2 separate regions of the Homo sapiens genome follow, and region 2 is linked to region 1. The links are chromatin contacts, found by Hi-C or POLR2A ChIA-PET in ENCODE. All regions are on one chromosome and are shown on one strand. The core of a region is the stretch at or near the end of the contact, and the rest is flanking DNA. Distances in the headings are between cores, read along the strand shown.

Region 1 (3,306 bases), core at 109-2,608:
CCCTTGGGCTCAAGTGTTTGCCTGCCTCAGCCTCTGGAGTAGCTGGGACTAGAGGTGAGTGTCTACCACCATACCAGGGTAATTTTTTTGTGTGGGGGCGGGTAGAGATGAGGGGGTCTCACTATATTGCCCAGGCTGGTCTTGAACTCCTGGCCTCTAATAATCCTCTTGCCTCAGCCTCCCAAAGTGCTGGGATTACAGGTGTGAGCACTTATTCATTATTCATTATTACATTCATTATATTATTATAATGGCCCGGCCTGTATTCATTATATTTATCATAAAGTAATATTAATAGTACATAAAAATATATAAAAGTACTTAAAAATCCATCCTCGTGTTTTTTGTTTTGTTTTCTTTGAGACAGAGTCTCGTTCTGTCACCCAGGCTGGAGTGCAATGGCACGATCTCGGCTCACCGCAACCTCCGCCTTCCGGGTTCAAGTGATTCTCCTGCCTCAGCCTCCCGAGTAGCTGTAATTAACAGGCATGCACCACCACGCCTGCATAATTTTTGTATTTTTAGTAGAGACGGGGTTTCGCCATGTTGGCCAGGCAGGCCTCGAACTCCTGACCTCGTGATCCACCCAACTCGGCCTACCAAAGTGCTGGGATTACAGGCGTGAGCCACCGCGCCCGGCCGGTTTTTGTTTAAAAAAGAAAAGAAAAAAAAAAAAAAACACACAGACACACACAAAAACATCACCCCAATCCTTCCACCCTTGAACGCCACTTGAAGCCTAAGTTTCCTGCCTCCAAATTCCACTATTTCCACCCTCGACTCTCCTCCCCAGCTGTCCTAGATTCTGCTCCAGCTGAGCCTTGGCCCCGGGGCTGTTAGAAGGCAGAGGCTCTGGGGAGAAGTCCCCAAACCGGATTTACCCGTTCGTCGCACCTGTCCCTAGGAGGGCAGGCTGGGGTGTGGAGGCGGTGCCCTGCTGACCCGCGGGGAGAGAAGCCCGGGTCTCCCAGGCTGCAAAACGCTCGGCACTGCGGAAGCCGCGCCAGGCTCTCCCAGCTCGATACGCAGCGGCCGGCGCGCCTGCTCCGCCGCGGGGCCGAGCGGCAGAGGGGCCCGGGGCTGCGTGGAAGGCCCGGGGGCTTCAGCCCGTGCCGGGGAAGCCGACGCTCAGCCAACCAGAAAGTTAGAGGCGGCCGAGGTCTCGCGGAGGGGAGGCGCCTGGCGGCCACGGGAGAAGTCGAAGGGCTCAGGCGGGGCTCCATCCGCGACACTGGGAGCCCGGGCGGGCGCGCACGTGTGTATACGAGTGCGTGGGCCCATCCGGCGGCCCGGACTACAAGTTCCAGGGTGCCCAGCGGCGCTCCCGGGTTTTCTGGCCGCGCCTCCCGCTGGCTCCGAGCAGGTCGCCGCTGGCTGGCAGTCGCCACCCGGTCCCAGAGTAAATAAGGGAGAGACACTCCCGAGCGCCGTAAATAGAGTCCAAGTGGGCGGAGAGCCGTCCCGCGCCGCCCGCTCATGTCTCTACAGAGCCGACTGTCCGGCCGCCTGGCACAGCTGCGCGCGGCGGGGCAGCTGCTCGTCCCCCCGCGCCCCCGGCCCGGACACTTGGCGGGTGCCACGAGGACCCGCAGCAGCACGTGCGGTCCCCCGGCGTTCCTGGGCGTGTTCGGCCGCCGTGCGCGGACCTCGGCGGGAGTTGGGGCGTGGGGGGCGGCGGCGGTGGGGCGGACAGCCGGGGTGCGCACTTGGGCCCCCCTGGCCATGGCGGCGAAGGTGGACCTGAGCACCTCCACCGACTGGAAGGAGGCGAAATGTAAGTGTAAGCACGAGGGGGCGCGAGGGAGAGGGCGGCCTCACGTGGAGCTTCCCGGCTGGGCGGCCCCCAACGAGCGAGCAGCCCCTTCCACCCGAGAGACCTGGGGAAGTTGAGGCCCCATCTGCCCTGGAACGGACCCCTCCTCCCCATTGACAGCCCCCCCCGCCCCCGCGCGTGTTCCCAGCCCCACAGAACAATTCACTCCAGACCAGGTCCAAGTGTCCACGCAGGGGGCAGCGTGAGGAAGGCGGCCTTCCTTACCCCATTGGAATGGGTCACAGGGCACCCCAGAGATTGTGCAGGACCTACCAACTTCCTTCCCTGTGCAGGAGGGAAACTGAGGCCGAGTGCCACAGCTGGCTTCCCCAAGGTCACTCGGAGCTGGTGGCAAAGTGGAGGTTATGATCCCGGACTCTCCAAACTTTGCACAGTGTGGTTCTTAAGTGTTCGGGAATGGGGCTGAGGGAACAGCTCCGGGGCTGGCGTCCCACCTGGTGGGGCACGTAACCTCACAGAGTGACCTTCCTGGGCTGGCCTGTCCTGCCTCCACCCCACCCCAAGCCCGCACTCTGATGCCTTCCTGGGCACGTGGTCTGGCGCCCTTTTCCCCTTCTCGCTGGCCTCTGGCCACTTGTGAGCAGTTTGCTCATGCCAGGAACAGAGGTTAGAGGAGCAGGGCAGAGGTGGGGTCTTGTCCCTGTGACAACTGATGACACCCTTCAAGAATCACACCACTTCCTCTTGCTCCTGGAGGGGGCATGAGTCTGGGGCCTGGGGAGAGAGAGAACCCAAGCTGCCGCTACTGAGCCCCAAATAGCCCTGCCGGGCACCCAGCTGCCCCTGCCTTTCAGGGCCTGCCTCCTGGGATCCTGTGACTCTTCCCGGCTGGATCCCCTTTCAAAAGTGCAGGGAAGTGGCTAATTGGCTGGGCCTCCGTGGTGGAGTAGGTGTGGCCTCTGGGCTGGGCAGGCAGGATGGGGGGGTCCTGCGGTGTTAGGGGTGAAGAGAAGATGGCTTTCTCGGGACCAGAGGTGGAAATCAAAATGATTTACTCCTGACATGAATTGTGTGGCCTGCGCCAGGATCTAAAAGTGACGGCAGAAAGCACCGACTTTAGCCCGTGAGCAGATGGAGAACTTGTCAGGCACTTGGCCCTTGCCCCAGAACAGCAGGAGGAGTTTGGGGCTGGCAGAGACCCCTGGAGGGGGAGCCACTGTCCCCACAGAGACCCCTGCTCCCCTGAGCACTCTCTCAGAGGACAACAACCCAGGAGGGTGGGAAAGAGCTACGGAGACAAGGTGCCCAGGCACCTGCTCGAGGGCTGCCGCTGTTTTTAGGATCCAGCCCCCACAGCCCCACTCCTTGGTGCCAGGAAAGCAACCGGACCTTGTGATGGGGCTGGGGTTCCTGGGCTGCTGTGTTGTCACTGGGGTCTCCCTTTTGCTTCGAGGTGGGATTTCCAATCATGCAGCAAACTTTTATTGAACGCCCCCTAGGTGGTCAGGCTGGGGACTCAGACATGTGTCAGA
Region 2 (3,076 bases), core at 284-2,783, 520 kb before region 1:
GTCCCCAGAGAGCCCAGCCCTCATCCTGCTGCAGGCTAACTGTGCTTCCTGGGGGGAAGCCAAGTCAACGCAGGCACATCCCCTTGTCCTCTCTGAGGCCTGTGGGAAGTGATGGGTCTGCTCCCCGAGTGCCATTCCAAAGGCCCCATTAGCTGCCCTGATGTGAAGGGCCACAAACCTCCATTTCTTTCGCAAAGCCCAGTTGTTCTGATGACTTCTTTCTAGAACACAGGTATCTTTTTATGTGGCAGTTGTTCAGGCTGATCCCTAGGAAGTATCTGTTTCTTTGTTAAGGCAACCAGGCAGCACGGCAACCCCAATTTAACCATCAAATTCTGGAAGCCTGCTAGGTGCCCAGTCCAGGGAAATTCTGATTGGGAGCTGTGGCCAGCACAGGGCCTTTAAGCCTGCTTGGGGGCTCTAGCTCCTTTTTCTGTACTGAGGCTGCCTTTCTTAAGACAATCTCTTTCCTAAGAAGTTTACAAGCCACTATAACAAGTCCTCAAGGAACTCCAGTGGGTGCCAAGCACTGGGGCTATGGAGTCCCATTTCCATTCTTTAGTCTGCTCTTCTGTTTGCCTGGATTTCCGCCATCCTTGTCCTCTCCCCAATGACTTGGTGTGTCTCTTTCGTCTGACTCTTGAAAAAGCAGCCAGGCCATGCACACTGGAAGTCTCCTTGAACACCCCAGGTGAACCTGGTCACTTCCACACTTTGTCCACACTTCCACTAGAAGGCTCATCACACTGTATCATAACTGTCACTTTACCTGTTTGCTTCCCCAACTAGACCAAGCTCCTTGAGGCCAGGGATTGGATATTTTTGTTCCTATGCCCCCGGTGCTTCACACAGCTCTTGGCACATAAGTAGCTGTGTGCTCAGCAAATTTATTTTATATGAGCCAATGGGCTCTGTTACTAAGGGGCTGATTGATGTTCTAACACCTACAATAAAGTGTGGTCCATGCAAAGTACATGAAAAGTGCAGACTCTTTTCAGAGGAGTTAATTTATTCATTGAGGCCAGGCACGGTGGCTCATGCCTGTAATCCCAGCACTATGAGAGGCCGAGGTGGGAGGATCACTTGAGGCCAGGAGTTCAAAACCAGCCTGGCAACATGGTGAGACTCCATTAAAAAAAAAAAAATCATTGAGAAAGAGAGGGAGACACAGAGAGAGGCAGGACACTAGCAGAAAGTTACCAACTGGCATGAGTCGTTTATTTGTGGGATGCTTTATGGTTGAGGAAGCTGGACCCCACCCTTTCTCTTTCTGAGGTGCCCACAGCAGCCTGTGCAGTTCCTGATGATCAGCTCCATTTTCCAGACGGGGAAGCTGGGACTTAGAGCCCAGCTTTGTGACCAGCGAAGGTCACAAAGCTGGTGGTGGAGCCAGCACTAGCGCCCAGGTCTTCTTTCTCACATCACATTTCCTCTCCAGGGAGCAGTACAAGATGTTATTAGGCAGTAAGTGCCAAGTGAGCAGAACAGACAGCTGTAGAGCTCGAGAGTAGGGAGGGCGGAGGGGGGCGCTGGAGACCTTCCCAGAGGAGGTCTGGGAGCTGGGCCTGGAAAGAAGGCAGCTGCTTTGTCCCTCATGCATGGTTCTCAGAAATGCAGGACCACAACAACTAGTCTCTAGCCACATTCACTGGGGACACTTGTAGGGCTACAGACTCCCCAACTGTGGGAGATAAACGAGCATCAGCTATTATCTTCCTTTCTCGGTCCGGAGCAATTAGGGGCGGTAATTGTGCAAGCGCTGCTGGGAGTTGTAGTTCCCAGTCGCGCCAGACCGGCGAGATAGGGGAGAGCGCCCCCTGGTGCTTCAGGGCTTGTTCAGCCCAGATCTTGTTTGTGCTCTGCTGAGCCCCTCCGCCGCCCCTACAGGCTCACCCCAGTAGAATCCCTCCACCAGTCCCTTGAAGTCATGCTCCGACCTCCCCTACTCAGGTTCTCTCTCTCTCTCCTCACCATCTTCGGGTTTTCTTTCCACACTTGCTCATCTCTTTTTCTGTCCCTCTTCTCGAAGGCTTTCAGGTTCTCTTTGGCTGCTCCTCAGGCCTCTTGGCGTCTCTGGGCTGACCCAGGTCTCCGGTGGTAAAGGGACTGGAGCCCGTGGAGGCGCAGGCTCCAGAGTAGCTAGCTTTGCCACCCACCCCAGGAGACTGGAGGCAGGGCTGAGGAGTCGAGAAATGGCCTCGTTTCTCCACTTGGCCTTGGCAGCCACTGTCCAGCCCCAGACCCGCCTCTTTCCTTTTTGCTGGCCTCTTGTTCTGTCCCAATCACTTACTCACATGGTTGCCTTATTCTTTTCTTTCTTTCTGTTTGACTCTCTTTAATGATACTTTCTTTGACTGCAGTGAAGGTGAGGGAGTGGGAGGAATGGCTTCTGGGTGGGACTAGTACATGTGGCAAAACCAAGGTCAAACATTCCTTTTTCTGGTCCTTGAGCCCCCTGGTTCTCCTAGTGCCTGGGCAGCAGGCTTCGTTGCTATGGAAACAGCAAGGCCCCAGAAAGCCTTGGCTTCTGTTCCCTAGAGGTCCCTGTCCACTTTCGTTGCTGGCTCTCTTCCCATCTCCTGTACCTGTTCCCGCAGGGCTTGCTCCTTTTCTTTATCCAGATAGCCGCGCTCATCCCTTCTTGCTCCCTCACAGCCCTGAGCCGTCTTCATTTCTTGTCTGTCTCTGCGATGGTTCTCCTTTTCCTGGCTCTGCCCCACCTCCCTCCTTCCCTCCTCCTTGCCACTCTTCCCCGCCTTACCCTCTTGTCTCTGCTGGGGTCCTCACTTTTGCTTTCTGGCCCTCCCCGCTGGTACCATAAGTAGACAGAGGAAGGGATTCAGACTGTCCCGATGTTGCCCAGGCCCCCACCAGCCTTGCTGCCCTGTGGCCTCAGGAAACCGGGCCTTGCCAGCTGCAGTGAGTGCTGTGCCAGGCTCTGGGGCAGCAGCTGGTGCCTTGGCATCCGGAGGCAGTGAGGACAGAGGCTGTGGGCAGCCTGCCTAGAGAGAGAGAAGCAGGCTGTGTGTGGAGGGGAGGGGATCTGCAGAATCTGCACTCCGAAACTCCCCCCCCG

Evidence for each region. A loop is a pair of places that touch in the nucleus more often than their neighbours do. ChIA-PET counts read pairs that join two places held with the same protein, here RNA polymerase II (POLR2A). Pooled maps may share reads with other maps.
Region 2: a pooled map shows a loop between it and region 1 (5-fold over the local background). The contact joins the enhancer-like site here to the promoter of MACROD1 in region 1. A Hi-C loop is called at or near these places in 2 of 50 pooled maps. POLR2A ChIA-PET finds 5 or more read pairs at or near these places in 3 of 52 experiments (A673, H1 and activated naive CD4-positive, alpha-beta T cell).

Annotation. Positions count from the first base shown.
Region 1 is chr11:64,164,165-64,167,470 of GRCh38, reverse strand. It overlaps MACROD1 (mono-ADP ribosylhydrolase 1), which reads left to right and starts at 1,358. Exons shown (of 11, transcript NM_014067.4): 1 at 1,358-1,774. The coding sequence starts at 1,477. LOC105369339 (a long non-coding RNA gene) reads right to left here and starts at 1,233. Exons shown (of 3, transcript XR_950187.3): 1 at 882-1,233. RefSeq lists silencers at 972-1,231, 1,492-1,571, 1,702-1,801 and an enhancer at 1,339-1,839.
Region 2 is chr11:64,687,313-64,690,388 of GRCh38, reverse strand. The region is part of intron 5 of NRXN2 (neurexin 2); the gene reads left to right. Among named protein-coding and RNA genes, the nearest start is that of NRXN2, 34 kb to the left of the region's middle. RefSeq lists enhancers at 1,440-1,489, 1,629-2,549. Within about 2 kb of position 1,533, at least 25 of the 41 ENCODE cell types and tissues checked have a DNase peak (open chromatin) inside an H3K27ac peak, as active enhancers do.